2 separate regions of the Homo sapiens genome follow, and region 1 is linked to region 2. The links are chromatin contacts, found by Hi-C or POLR2A ChIA-PET in ENCODE. All regions are on one chromosome and are shown on one strand. Each heading gives the region's core, a stretch centred on a gene start or an enhancer-like site at or near the end of the contact. The rest is flanking DNA. Distances are from core to core; before and after follow the strand shown. Region 1 overlaps KDM4B (lysine demethylase 4B). Region 2 overlaps KDM4B (lysine demethylase 4B).

What was found. Hi-C counts contacts between places; a loop is a spot of excess contacts on that map. ChIA-PET counts read pairs that join two places held with the same protein, here RNA polymerase II (POLR2A). Pooled maps may share reads with other maps.
Region 1: a loop to region 2 is called in a pooled map of heart left ventricle, with 5 times the contacts of the local background. The contact joins two enhancer-like sites. A Hi-C loop is called at or near these places in 4 of 168 maps with a recorded cell type or tissue (Right ventricle myocardium inferior, breast epithelium, chondrocyte and 1 more) and 1 of 50 pooled maps. POLR2A ChIA-PET finds 5 or more read pairs at or near these places in 5 of 52 experiments (AG04449, CD8-positive, alpha-beta T cell, H1 and 2 more).

The regions. Positions count from the first base shown.
Region 1 is chr19:5,136,247-5,142,514 of GRCh38, reverse strand. It overlaps KDM4B (lysine demethylase 4B), which reads right to left. Exons shown (of 23, transcript NM_015015.3): 16 at 5,177-5,253; 17 at 4,839-4,894; 18 at 4,445-4,553. Among named protein-coding and RNA genes, the nearest start is that of PTPRS-AS1, 38 kb to the left of the region's middle. RefSeq lists enhancers at 3,150-3,249, 4,272-4,771, 4,772-5,273. Within about 2 kb of position 3,159, at least 5 of the 41 ENCODE cell types and tissues checked have a DNase peak (open chromatin) inside an H3K27ac peak, as active enhancers do; they include dorsolateral prefrontal cortex, where a contact is called at or near this core.
Region 2 is chr19:5,098,349-5,105,342 of GRCh38, reverse strand. The region is part of intron 9 of KDM4B (lysine demethylase 4B); the gene reads right to left. Among named protein-coding and RNA genes, the nearest start is that of PTPRS-AS1, 76 kb to the left of the region's middle. RefSeq lists a silencer at 1,871-2,165. Within about 2 kb of position 2,147, at least 15 of the 41 ENCODE cell types and tissues checked have a DNase peak (open chromatin) inside an H3K27ac peak, as active enhancers do; they include dorsolateral prefrontal cortex, where a contact is called at or near this core.

The sequences.
Region 1 (6,268 bases), core at 1,910-4,409, 36 kb before region 2:
TTCCGCCTCGTGGTAGCAGGCAGCCCATGACCCTGCATCTCCACGTTGTGAAAAGCGTGCCCCCGGACCCATGGGACCATTTGTCAGGAGCTGTGCCTGGGGCCGAGGTTGCCCAGAGCCACCCCTACTAAGGCGAGGTCCAGTCACGCCACGCGCTGTGGCCACAGGAGGTCGGGCAGGCGTTCTTGGCCGTCACCTCCCTTCCTGGGAGCCGCAGTTTGAAGACCCACATCCAGTGCTGGCCTGGCCCAGGCCAGTGTGTGCCGGGGAGTCAGGGTCTACGGCCCGTGGGGGGCCTGGAAGGGCCCAGGCACTGGTGTTTGGTTCGAAGTTCCCGGCTCGGTGTCCTTCCTCGGAGGCCACAGGGCTGTGAGGACGACGCGGGTGGGCTTCAGAGGTCTGCAGAGCACCACGGCCTGGAGGAAGCAGGTGGTCACCGCTAGGTACCACCCATGAAGCTGTGTCCTCAGCCTGTCACACACTGAGGCGCAGTGGCTGTCCACCAACCTGCTTTCGCAAACAACCCCAACCCCTGAGGAGCAGAGAGCCCCTCCCTCCTGACCGAGCCCTACCCCTCCAGGCAGGACTGTGGGCAGTGGAGAGAGCTGGTGCAACTGCCCACCCCTCCTGCTGCCCTGGAGGCGCCTCCCCCCATCCCAAGCCCCTCCCAGACCTCCCAGATCCTCCAGGGAGCTCCCGGTGCTTTTGCCTGCTGCCAGGAACCTGCCCAGCCGGTAGGTGAGAAGCTTCTCAGCAGCACGGCCTTGAGAACGTGGTGATAACTTGGCCCAGGCGGGCGGCCAGCCGGAGCCCCCTGACTCACCAGGACTGCCTGGAGCCCTGAGCCGGTGGCTGGAGAAGTCCTGGAGACAAACTGACGGATGGGTAACCAGGAGTGAGTGCCCCATGCCTGCAGCCTGCCCGTGGCCCGCGAAGGTGGCTGGGCGGTTGGGCGAGCAGGAATTAACCGCCGCCTCCTTGCAAAGCCCCATTAAGCAGTACAAGCGGGCCTCGTGTAAAAGGATTTTTAATTCATCGTTACAAGCACCGGTAATGAAGAGGCTGCGTTCTGGAAATGTCAGATGATCCATAAGGCGTCGGGCAGGAGGACTTATCACTGCACCACGCATCGCACCATCACTCCACCTGAATCATGAGGCCTTTTACGCCCACGTTTGTGGACTGAGTCACTGGTGCCTCGGAAGCATCACCCGCGGGCTGCCGGCTTCCTAATCGCCTGGCCGTGCCCGGCCAGGCCGGCGTGACCCACTGCACACTCCACTCCACGAACAAGGAAAGAGGGCTCCCCTTCCAGATGAGCCTCTGTGACTGCCTGCACAGCCCTGCCCAGGTGGCCCAGCACCTGTGGGCTCCAAGCATGGCATCCAAGCCCGCCGGGCTCGTGGGCACCTCGCACCAGTGCATGGGAGCCCGGGCTTTGTGGCCGGCATCAGTCCCACCCTTGTGGTCTCCCCAGCAGACCCACCCTGCCAGACTGATCTGTCTGCTTCCAGCCCCACCTCCACGCAAGCCTGAATGTCAACACCAGGCACTGTGTCCGCGGCTGGGAAGATAAACCAGGCAGGAAAAGCAGGCAGGACGCTGCTGGGTGCTACTGGCTGCGGGCCCAGCCTCCAGGGGCCCACGAGACACGTGTGCAGAGGCCGGAGTGCACAGGGACAAATGCGTCCTCCCCATCAGCGCTGCCACATGCACAGCCCTTAGTGGGGACGCGGCCCCAGCAACATCTGCATTTTGCTCTCCTCATCTTTTTTTTTTTGAGACAGAGTCTTACTCTGTCGCCCAGGCTGGAGTGCAGTGGCGCAATCTCAGCTCACTGCAACCTCCGCCGCCCAGGTTCAAGCAATTCTCCCGCCTTAGTCTCCCGAGTAGCTGGGATCACAGGCACGTCCCGCCATGCAGAGCTAAGTTTTGCATTTTCAGTAGAGACGGGGTTTCATATGTTGGCCAGGCTGGTCTCGAACTCCTGACCTCAGGAGATCGACCCGCCTCGGCCTCCCAAAGTGCTGGGATTACAGGCATGAGCCACCAGGCCTGGCCTCCTCATCTTCTTTCTGGGCCAGGTCCCAAGGCTCTGCAGGAAGCTGATTTAAAGGGCCAGCTGAGTGTCATTTTCCAGCAGGCGTGGACAGCCCCAAGTGCCTTGTGCGCAGGTGGGCTACAGGGTGTGCAGCAGACAGCCCTGCAGGGCTGCAGCCCAGGCCATGATCGGCCAAGCCCCTCCAGGCCCCAGGCTCCTCACCTGCAGAACAGACAGTGCAGGATGACCCCACAGGCTCTCACTGTGTGGATCAAATGCAGTAGGTGACACTGGGGGCCTGGGGGAGCGAGGCTGCAGATTTGACAAGCCCTGAGCAGCTGCTAGTGCTCAGACAGGGTGGTCCATGCTTTAGGGAGTGGGCCCAGCTCACACCACTGCAACCCTGCATGGCGGGGACTGTGGCAACCCCACAGCACAGAAGGGACGGCCGAGGCACAGAGAGGTCGAGGAATCTGTCCCAAGTGCACAGCCAGCTGGTGGCCAGCACTGACCACTCCTGACTGCCCTGTGGCTCCAAGGGGTTCCCCAAAGGGGGGCCATCATTGCTGAGAGCAGGAGGAAGCTTCACAAGCCCCCACGATGAGGCCCCGCTACGCCCAAGGTGGCTGCGCGCATCTACGGGGGGCCTCAATGTGCACCAAGAGTGGAGCAGCAGAGATCCTCCAACTCAACCACAAAAGGCCAAGCAACCCAGGCACGGAATGGGCGAAGGAGCAGAACAGACGTTTCTCCAAAGACGGCATGCAGATGGCCAACAGGACTGTGCAAAGATGCCCAGCGTCACTGACCGCCAGGAGAACACAAATCAAACCATAGCGAGACCACCTCGCACCTGCTAGGGCGGCTGCTACAAAAAAGTCAAAGGTAGGTGTGAGTGAGGACGAGGGGAAGGGGAAAGCCCTGCACCCGGGGGGTGCGGATGGGAGTCCGTCCAGCCGCAAGGGAGAGCAGTTTCCTCCAGTGCTAAAAACAGAGCTGCCCGACGGTCCAGCAAGCCCACTGCTGGGTCTGTATCCACAGGAAATGACATCAGAATCTCCAAACCACAACCACACTCCCACATCCGCTGCGGCGCAACCCACAACAGCCTGAAGGCAGAGACATCGGCGGGTGCCCGGATCAACACAACGTCGTCCATCCACATGGTGGCACATCACTGAGCCAGGAAAAGAAGGAACTCCTGCCATATTTGGGTTGAATGAATGTGGATGAACCTTGAGGAAACTATGCCAAATGAAAGACACCACTCGCGCCTGTAATCCCAGCTACCCAGGAGGCCAAGGCAGGAAGATCTCAAGGCCAGGAGTTCCAAACCAGCCTGGGCAACATAGTGAGACCCCATCTTTTAAAAAAAAATTGGGAGTTAACCTAACTTTTTGGCACGTGCTTGTGGTCCCAGCTACTCAGGAGGCTGAGGCGGGATGATCGCTTGAGCCCAGGAGTTTGAGGCTGCAGAGAGCTGTGATCACACCACTGCACTCCAGCCTGGGTAACAGAGTGAGAGACCCTGTCTCTTAAGAAAGAAGCCGGTCGCAGAAGAATAAAGACTGTACAATCCCACTCACGTGGGGTCTATAACACAGGCAAACACACAGAAGCAGAGTGCTGGGTGCTGGGGTGGGCGGAGGGAGCTGCTGCTTAGCACGTGTGAAGTGTCAGTTATACAGGACGGGTGAGCGGGCCGCAGAGCCCTGCTGCCCACCACTGGGCCCGTGGTGAATGCTGTACTGAACCTCAGATGCTTCTTAAGAGGGCAGATCTCACGCTAAGCATTGTTACAATTGTTTGTTTTTTTTTGAGACAGTGCCTGGCTCTGTTGTCTAGGCTGCAGTGTAATGGTGCCATCACAGCTCACTGCAGCCTGGGTATCCCGGGCTCAGGCGATCCTCCCACCTCAGCCTCCCGAGTAGCTGGGACCACAGGTGTGTGCCACCACGCCCAGCTAGTGTTTTTTATTTTTTTTATAGAGATGGGGTCTCATCGTGTTGCCCAGGCTTGTTATAATTATTAGAAAAACAGCAAAGATCAGACAGCCCGGTTGTGTCGGGGCACGTGCGGTGCCTCTGCTTTTGTGGGAAGGTGGAAACTGCATGGGGTGCTCGATTCTGCAGAGGATGCCCCCAAGGCCACACCTGACGGGGCCTGCTTATCTCTGCCACCCTTGATGCCTTCTGATTTTTGTACCTTGCACCTCGGGGAAGGATTCAAAAAATAACACACCTGCTGAAGTCGGGATCACTGGCTTCCTGAAAGCTGCCCACCACCCCCATGGAGACGCAGAGCTTGGAGGAAAGACCGCTTCAGATCGCGCAGGTGGGGAGCCGAGCATGGCCGGCAGCCCTAGAGGCACGGGCAGGGTGGGCCTCGACCGCAAGGACCTACCAGCTTCCACCGCTGCTCGGGGATGGCGCTGATGTCCACAGGGTGGCGCTCAATCACGTTCAGGAAGCGCGCCTCGGGGACTGCGATGGCACAGATCACGTGGATCCACCTGGGAGGGCAGGTGCAGCGGGGTCAGGTGCGCCTCTGAGGACCTGGGCTGGTCACAGAGGGGCTGGGCGTGATGTGGCTGTCGGCTGGGTCAGGGCCTGGGGAACTTCAGGAAGGTCGGTGCAGGCGTATGCTCCTCCTCAGCCCTGGCCACCCCATCCATGACACAGGGCGGTTATGTGGAGGTGATGGTCAACCCCTAGGCACTGGGGTCACACCCTGCAGAGCCTCAGCCCAGGGCAGGCTCCCCTCCGGCCCTCCAGCCCCAACGCGCGGTGCCACCCACCTCCTATCGGTGGTCATCTGCAGCGCACCTCCTCGCAGGTTGCACAGGCAGCACTCCTGTGGAGACCAGACAGCCCTGGATGAGCAGGGCTCGGAGCAGGCTCCCCACACACTGCTTGGGGCCTGATCTGCCAACCGTCCCCAGCCCACGGCCCTTATATTTCAACCTAGCAGCCACCAAAGTGACGGGTGGGAATCCCTTGGGTTCCACCCCCTCAGGGCAGAGGTGAAGGAACCCAGGCCCACGGAGGGGAGACTACGCCCCAAAGTCACCCCACTGGAGTGGGGCCGGGGCCCAGGCCTCTCAGAGCACCACCCCCGCTGCGGGGAGCGAGTTACCGCAGTCCAGGCGTGGGCCGCGCACCGGGAACACGTCCAGCCTTCATTGACCAGCTCGGGACGGATGCCATAGCAACCTGGAAGACAGCGGGGGCTGGCTGAGATCTGGGGGGCAGGTGAGACTTGGGGAGCCGAGTGAAACTCAGGGGGAGGGGCCGGGTAACTTGGGGGCCAGTGTCCGTATGTGGAGTGACGAGGCCTCCGCACGCAGCTGCAGCATTCAGGGTGCGTGCTGTTCCCACCCTCTGAGCTTCAATCCAGGCCACTGCATGTGGAGCGAGAGAAAGGTCTGGAAGCTACTTGTGTGGAAAGAGGACGCAGGAGGGGAAGCAGGGACCCTGAGCTCCAGCTGGGTCTGCCGCGCTCAGCCTGGTGGTGTCTTGAGGGCCCCTCCTTGTTGGGTGTCTGCACCCCCAACAGCAGCTCCTCCTGCTATGTCCAGAAAGGCCAAAGCCGCAAGGGAGACTCACTGTGGGATGTGGCCCTGGGTCTGGAAATGGGGAAAGGGCACAAAAGGCCGAATCATGCCCCCAGAGCGAGGGCAGGGGTGCCGCCTGCCCCCCAGGGCTCTGCCTCTGCTGGGGATCACTGCCCCCAGTGTGGAAGGGGCTCTCTGCCAGTGCTGATGGCCCACTGAAGAGGCTGGGGGCGGGGACCTCACTGCCTCCAGAGCAGCAGGGTGGTGGGCACGGCTGGGGGTGGGGGCGTCTGCTGGGGTAGCCTGGCTGGGGCGGCCCGGCTGTGGCAGGCCTGGGACCCTCGGCAACCCTTCCCCCAGGGAGCCCATCTGCCCCGGGGGCACATCTCAAACCCAGGCCCAGCAAAGCAGAGTGAAGAGCCTCCCAGCCAGGAGACAACGCGAGCCCCCAGGCAGGCCACCGCCAGGAGGAAACCGACACAGATCTATGGCTGCCAGGGGCACAGAAAATTAAACGTCTCCAGAGAGCCCTCCTCCTTCCCTGAAAGTCCAATTCCTGCCACCGCCCCCCCGTGCGTGGGAAAGAGACAGACATCCATTTTCTTGTCTGTGACCATGGTCGAGCCTCAGGACTGGGGAGGGGTCCCTGAGAGCAGAGATAAATCAGACGCCCT
Region 2 (6,994 bases), core at 898-3,397:
AGCACACTCTGGGAGCAATCGCAGGTGTGTCTGTTGCAGACATGGGCAGCAGTCCCAGTTTGTACTGAGCGTGGCAGCTGCGCGCGCCCCACTACCGGCTTCCGGGCCTCTGACTGCCCCTGCCGGGAAGCAGTCCGGCTCCAGGCATGGAGAGTCCTGGCCTCCTGCTCTGCCCCGCTCTGGGTCCTGTGCCCTCTGCACCATCAGCCCAAGCCAGCCATGTACTGTGGGCACGCTGCCCCCAGAACTCAGGGGCAGCTCAGGGAGCGGGGCCATTTGCACCTCAGCCTCATGGGGACCTGGATCCTGCTGCCCGGACGGAGCCCAGGGGGTGCGACTCTCCCGGCCTCACCACCTGACCCAGCTCCAAACTCCCGGAGCCCATGGACTTTGCACATTCCGGCTGGGATGGCCCCAGTTATCTTAATGAGCCCAGACACTCATACATGGGAGAAAACAGCAATTCAGGTCCCTGAAATGACAACTTTGGGACCTGGAGTCAGGCTCTGGTTCTCCCGGGTTTGCTGAGACCTGCCCAGGGTCTGGGGAAGAGAAGAGGCACGGCCTGAGGAGTGAGGTCTTCTGTTTCTAATTTTTGGGGGGTGTGAGGGTGTCCATTTTCTCACTGACATCAGTTCCAATACGCTCCACCTAAAAGCAGTCCTATTTTGGAAGCTCCCGAGGGACACACATGAGGTCTGAATCCTGGAAGTGGCGTTCCCAGACAAAACCCCCTTCCAAGACAGAGCATCCCTGTGCCTGCTCTTTGCCGGGTTCAGAACTGTCTGGCTCACAATTGAAAGCATGTTTTAAGGACCTTTAATTTCCCAAGATTTTAGTTGCTGGAAAAAAAAAAAAAAGGTACTGATCTTAGATTAGGTTCTGCAATTGTGGCCATAAAAACCCAGAGCAAAACGGTTTCCAACTTTTAGCTCAAAAAGAGTCACGTCTCCCATGTCTGAACTATTATAGGCTCTGAATTAATGAGTCTGAATTAATGTAGTTTTACCGTGCAACGCTGGGCCCTGCCCTGAAGCAGCTCACAGTGTAACTGGGAGACAAAATAAGCACATATGAGAAGCCAGGGGACCCGGGAGCAGAAAGGGGCAGGTGCCCAGGAGCTGTGCTGGCACGCCTGCTCGTCCTGCTGCTGCCGGGGTGGAGGGGCACCAGCTGGAGCGAGCTCCTCTGCTTCTCGGGGTCCTGCCAGCGGGACTCATTGGCCAGGGATTCGGCCAGCCTCCCTGCCACCCACCCAGCAGCCACAGGACACTTTTTCCCAGATAAAAAGGGGAGGGCCAGACTGCAGGCAGCCGTGGGGAGGGCCCCTCCTTCTGCTCCTCACCCACCCCATGATGTGCGGGTGGCCAAGCCTCAGGAGCTCGGAAGCTACTCAGAAGGTGGCTGGCCTGCCCTGGTTCTACAGGAGGTGGCCGTGCACCCCCGTGCCCCATCTTCACCTCCTTAAGGACCAAGGCAGGGTGGGGAAGGGGATCAGGAAGTGAACAGGGTGTGGAGCGAGCCTCACAGAGCAAAAGCCAGGCCCCCTGGGCTCGGGGCTGTTCCCTCCATCCTTCTCCAACACAGGCCCTCCTGACATGGCTAACATGAGTCTCCACTGACAGATACCGTCACAGACCCTTAAGAAAAACCTGGGGTGGAGAGAGGGTCTAGCAGGAGGCTCGACCAGCTGCTGCAGCTGCTTGCAAATGACAGGCCCGGGATTGATGGCCGTCGAGTTCAGGGGACCTGGACTAACCTCAGCACCGCTGCTGCTGGCTGGCCCGTCAGCTGGTGCCCAAACACCAAGCCAAAGAGCTGGAAGCAGTGCGGCCGTCACCTGCCCCTGAAGACTGACGCGTCCGACAGCCCGATATTCTTGACGCAGGCCTCAGAGGACCCGCTGCTACCTTCCCAGGAAAATGAGAAAGCGGGCGGGGCTGCTGGTTTGCCTCCGGTTATGCAGAGCGGGACCCGACGCAGAGATAAATAGATTTCTTTTTTCCAAAGCATGAAAAAATACAAATCAGAATGTCGATGGGCTCAGAGCCAGCAGCCGCAGAGCCCAGGGCCTGCTTCAGGACGTCGTGCCAAGCGAAATTGGCTCGTGTGGTGCCTGCTGCAGAGAGCGGGGGAAGGGGTCAGAGAGCTGAGGAGTGGCCAGGGCTGCCCGGTGCCTGCAGGAGGCACACATTGGCCCTGGGCTCTGCACACTCACCGGCCCCACTGGCAGCAGTGCCTTCCAAAAGGGGGTGCCCCCAACTGCCCCACACATCTGCCCTGTCCTGCAGGCCATCACCAGGACTGGCCTGTGTGGGAGAGGTGGGTACGTGGTGGGCAGGGCCGTTGCCAGGAGAGGCGACTATGGCTCCACCTTGCACTCTCCAGGGCTTTAAAGTGAAATAAATTTAACCTTTTCATGGGAATAAATATTAATGCCCAATAAAACCTGGAGATCTTATTACTTAGTATCGCCACAGCACCGGACGTGAAGAGCTCTTCACTGCTCTGAGACTGCTCCCAGGGAGGCCAGAGAGAGATGCTGACGTCAGGGGCGGCATCCACAGGCCACAGTGGACCAGGGCTCTCCTATGGGCGGGGCGGGTGCTGCACCCATCACCCGTCACCCGTCACCCGTCGCCCGCCGCCCATTGCCGGTGAAGGGAGAGCCTGAGGGGAGCCGGGGCCTCGATTCCCTGCTGTGGTGCGAGATCCCTCCCAACGCCAACAGCAAGAGACCGGGAGTGGCCCCAGATGCCACCCCGGCCCCGGCCCCATTCCTCCCCTGCTCCCCTGGCCTGTGGAGGCTCAGCCCCTCTCCCAGACTTCCCAGGGGTGTCCAGCTCCACCCTCCCCCAGGCTCTGGCCTTCATCCTTGGTGACTTCCACATTGGTCTGCTGACCCTTCAAGGGAGGACCCCTAGAAGGCCTCACTGTCTCCACTCCCTGCCAGGCAACACCACATCCCTCCTGGGCAGCCAGAGGCAACTGCAGGAAGGAGGCCACGCTCATGGCTCCTGGCTCTAAGTGATGCCTTGGTAGGCTGGCAAGCCCACGCCACCCATCTCTCTCCTGAAGCCACGAGAAAGTGCCTTTAGGGAGGACACACCTGCAAGGACAGGGAGGATGGAAAAGGAGACGACAGCAGGCTGGGGGTGGGACGTGGCGAGCAGACGGACGGCCACCAGGGAGCCATTCCCAGCAGAGACACGGATGGTGGTGGCGGGCACGCACCCCACGCCTCATGGCCCAGGGTCCCCTGGAAACAAGGGTGGGGGTGCTCAAAACGGAGGTCTGCGCGAGGACTGCCGCAGCACCCGACCCCTCCTGGCACCCTGGCGGCCGCCTGCCCCTCCTCGCTGGACTCCCTAGGATCATTTACTGGGGAGGCCAGAGAAGGTGGGTGTCTGGGCTGGGGACACTGGGCACAGTGGAGGATGTGGGTGACACCCTTAGGAGCCCAGGCAGGAGGCTGGAGGGCTACTCCCTGTGCAATCCGGCTGGCCCAAGGGGAGAGACCCAAAGGGCCTGATGTGGGCTCCCCCATAACAGCCCACCCAGGTATCCCCGGGAAAAGCACCGAGTGAGGCCCTCCCCGCCCTTCCCCTGCATCCACAGCCCACCCGGATCTCCCCAGGAAAAGCAACAAGTGAGGCCCTCCCCGCCCTTCCCCTGCATCCACAGCCCACCCAGACCTCCCCGGGTAAAGCACCGAGTGAGGCCCTCCCCGCTATCCCCTTGCATCCCAACCCATCACCAGCATCCATTGCCCACTTGGGTTTTTTGGGTTTTGGGGTTTTGTTTTTTTTTTTCAGACAGTCTTACTCTATTGCTCAGGCTGGAGCTGGAATGTGGTGGCGTGATCACAGCAGCTCACTGCCGACCCCGAAGTCCTGGGCTCAAGCAATCCTCCTGCCTCAGCCTCCCAAAGTGCTGCACTACAGGCATGAGCCACTGCACCTAGTCCCTCACTTGTAATCATTACACTAGATCGTTACCCCCAAGCATCAGAGAGATGGGCCTGCACTATGATCCCCAGAGATCAAAATAAACTATCAAAAAAAAAACAAAAACCTGGTAAGAAACAGAGGACAGAGAAGATTTTTTTTTTTTTTTTTTTGAGACGGAGTCTTGCTCTTGTTGCCCAGGTTGGAGCGCAATGGCACAACCTCGGTTCACTGCAACTTCTGCCTCCTGGGTTCAAGTGATTCTCCTACCTCAGCCTCCCCAGTAGCTGGGATTACAGGCACCCACCGCCATGCCCAGCTAATTTTTTGTATTTTTAGTAGTGACAGGGTTTCACCATGTTGGCCAGGCTGGTCTTGAACTCCTGACCTCAGGTGATCCGCCCGCCTCAGCCTCCCAAAGTGCTGGAATCACAGGTGTGAGCCACCGTGTCCAGCCAGAGAAGACATTTTCAAAAAGAATTTAAACCTATCGTCAATCAATATCCTCAGAAATAAAAGATACTACATCATGAAAGAAGAACGGGGCTTATAACAAAAGGAATATTCAGAAGACAAAAAAGGGCAGAAATGAAAAACACCAATAAAAACACATCAATAGACAGGTTAAGTGAGGAAGCTGAGGAACTCTTCCAGAAAACAAATTAATAAAAAAGACAAAGAGGCCAAGTGTGGTGGCTCACGCCTTAATCCCAGCACTTTGAGAGGCCGAGGCGAGAGGATCACTTGAGGTCAGTTCAAGACTAGCCTGGGCAACATGGCGAGACCCCATCTCTACAAAAAATTAGCCAGTGTGGTGGCACACACCTGTAGTCCGAGCTACACAGGAGGCTGAGGCAGGAGGATCACTTGAGCCTAGGAGTTTGAGGCTGCAGTGAGCTATGACTGCACCACTGCACTCTAGGCTGAGACTCTGTCTCATTTCAGAGTGAGATCCTGTCTTGAAGACAACAACAACAACAACAACAACAAAAACAAAAAAGACAACGTAGAAAACGGAGGTGGGGAAGATAAAGTGGAACACTAGTTCTGAAAGCCCAATAGCGAGTGATGGGAGTTTGAAATAGAAACAAGAAAGACAGGAGAGCAAATAATCAATGAAACCATTCAAGAAAGTTTACCAGAATCATGGGAAAGGTTGGAAAAGATGGATGGAAAGGCCCAAGGAGGGGCAAGTGACAAAAATCAGACACGTATCAGGTACCCAATGAGGGGACTTCAGGACACTTGGGACACAAAAAGGGTTCAATAAGCCTCCAGAAGGGAGAAAAACAGGTCCCACACCAAGGATGAGGAATCAGAGGAGCATCTTTGTGCCAGCAGCACTGAATGAGAACCACGGATGGGTGCAGCCTTCGAAGGGACTTCGATACCCAGCCAAACTATCCGCCACCCAGACAGCAGCTTCTCCTGCACAAGTTCTTCTACTTTGTTGCCTAACCATCCTGTGGAGTTTTTGGTTTCATTTTCAAATTCTGCCCTTTCCTTATTTCTCAAGGTTCTGGAGGCTGGAAAGTCCAAGATCAAAGCACTGGCAGATTTGGTGTCTGGTGAGGGTCACTTCCTGGTTCTTAGATGGTGCCTTCTCACTGTGTCCTCCTCTGGTAGAAGGGGTGAGGGAGCTCTCTGGGGGCTCTTTTATAAGGGCTCTGATCTCCTCCATGAGGGTGCCACCCTCAGGCCCTGTTTTCAAATGAGAAAAGTCTCAAAACTTTACTGCCTGTGTTCCTTTCTCAAGAAGCCCCTGGAGCATATGTCTCTCAGAAATGAGGTCACAGCAGGTGTGGAGGCCAAAGCAACTCCATCTTGGATGCTAACCTGCCATGTTGGCTTTTGATTAACCCCCATTCTGGGAAGGCCTCTGAGATTTCCAGTTCATCTACTGCTCCTTGTATAAGAGCAGGTACTTACTGTAAATCTTGCCCTTTGGTCAAATGGCCCTTGAGGTTTCCATATTTCAATTGTCTTGCACATCCCAAAACAACCCTTCCCTATGGTATATAAGCCCTGGGTCTGGGGGTGATGGTGCAGGGATCCACCGTCTTGTCTCACTACCGCCACCCAAGACACAGACATGGCTTCTCGTTGTAAATCCTTATTAAATGTTTCTCTCTGAGAAACTGAATGCCAGCTTCTTTCTTTGGCCTCTCAGCATCCTTGGACTTTGGGGTATTTGCACAGACCTGCTCATCATGTTTAAAGAGAAAGGAAACAAATGGGCCTTCTGGTGCCCTGCAATCCTCTCCACTGCCCACTGCTACCCAGTGTGTGCCCAGCACTACTGGAACCGGAGGTTGTTCTATGTGACCAGGTTCCCCTGAAAGTATCTCTGCCAAAAGGAAAGAAAGCAGCAACTAAAGGCTCAGAAATCCACCCTGCACATTCCTTGGAGGCAGGGATGAGGGAAATGGCATGTGAGGAAGTGACTGGAATGAACCTTTTGTCTTAGTCCATTATTGAAACAAAATACCATAAGCTGGGGGCTCATAAGCAAATTGCTTATTTCTTATGGTTCTGGAGGCTGGGAAGTCCAAGATCAGGGCACTGGCAGGTCTGGTGTCTGGTGAGGGTGACTTCCTGATTCTTGGCATCTTCTCACTGAGTCCTCCCATGATGGAGGGGGCGAGGGAGCTCTCTGGGGGCTCTTTCATAAGGGCACTGATCCCATCAATGAGGGCATCACCCTCATGCCCTCGTCGCCTCCCAGAGGCCCCATCTCTTAATACCATCACCCTAGGGAGGGGTATGAGCACTCAACAGATGACTCTGAGGGGACACAGACCTTCAGTCCATGGCACCTTTCTAGGGAACTAGATGGACCAACCTCGTGCTGCCAGGGGTTTTAAATGAGGTAACACAAGCAAACCCCACAGGCTGGGCAAGTCAGGGCCACCATGGGAGCACTTCCTGTTATAAAGCAAGACCTGCCAGTCACCTACAAGGGAACAGGCAGGGCAGCTGTTCTCCGGTCTGAATTCCCAAGCCTGTCACTCTAATCTAATGCCTGAGATTACGCCTTCTGAGCCATA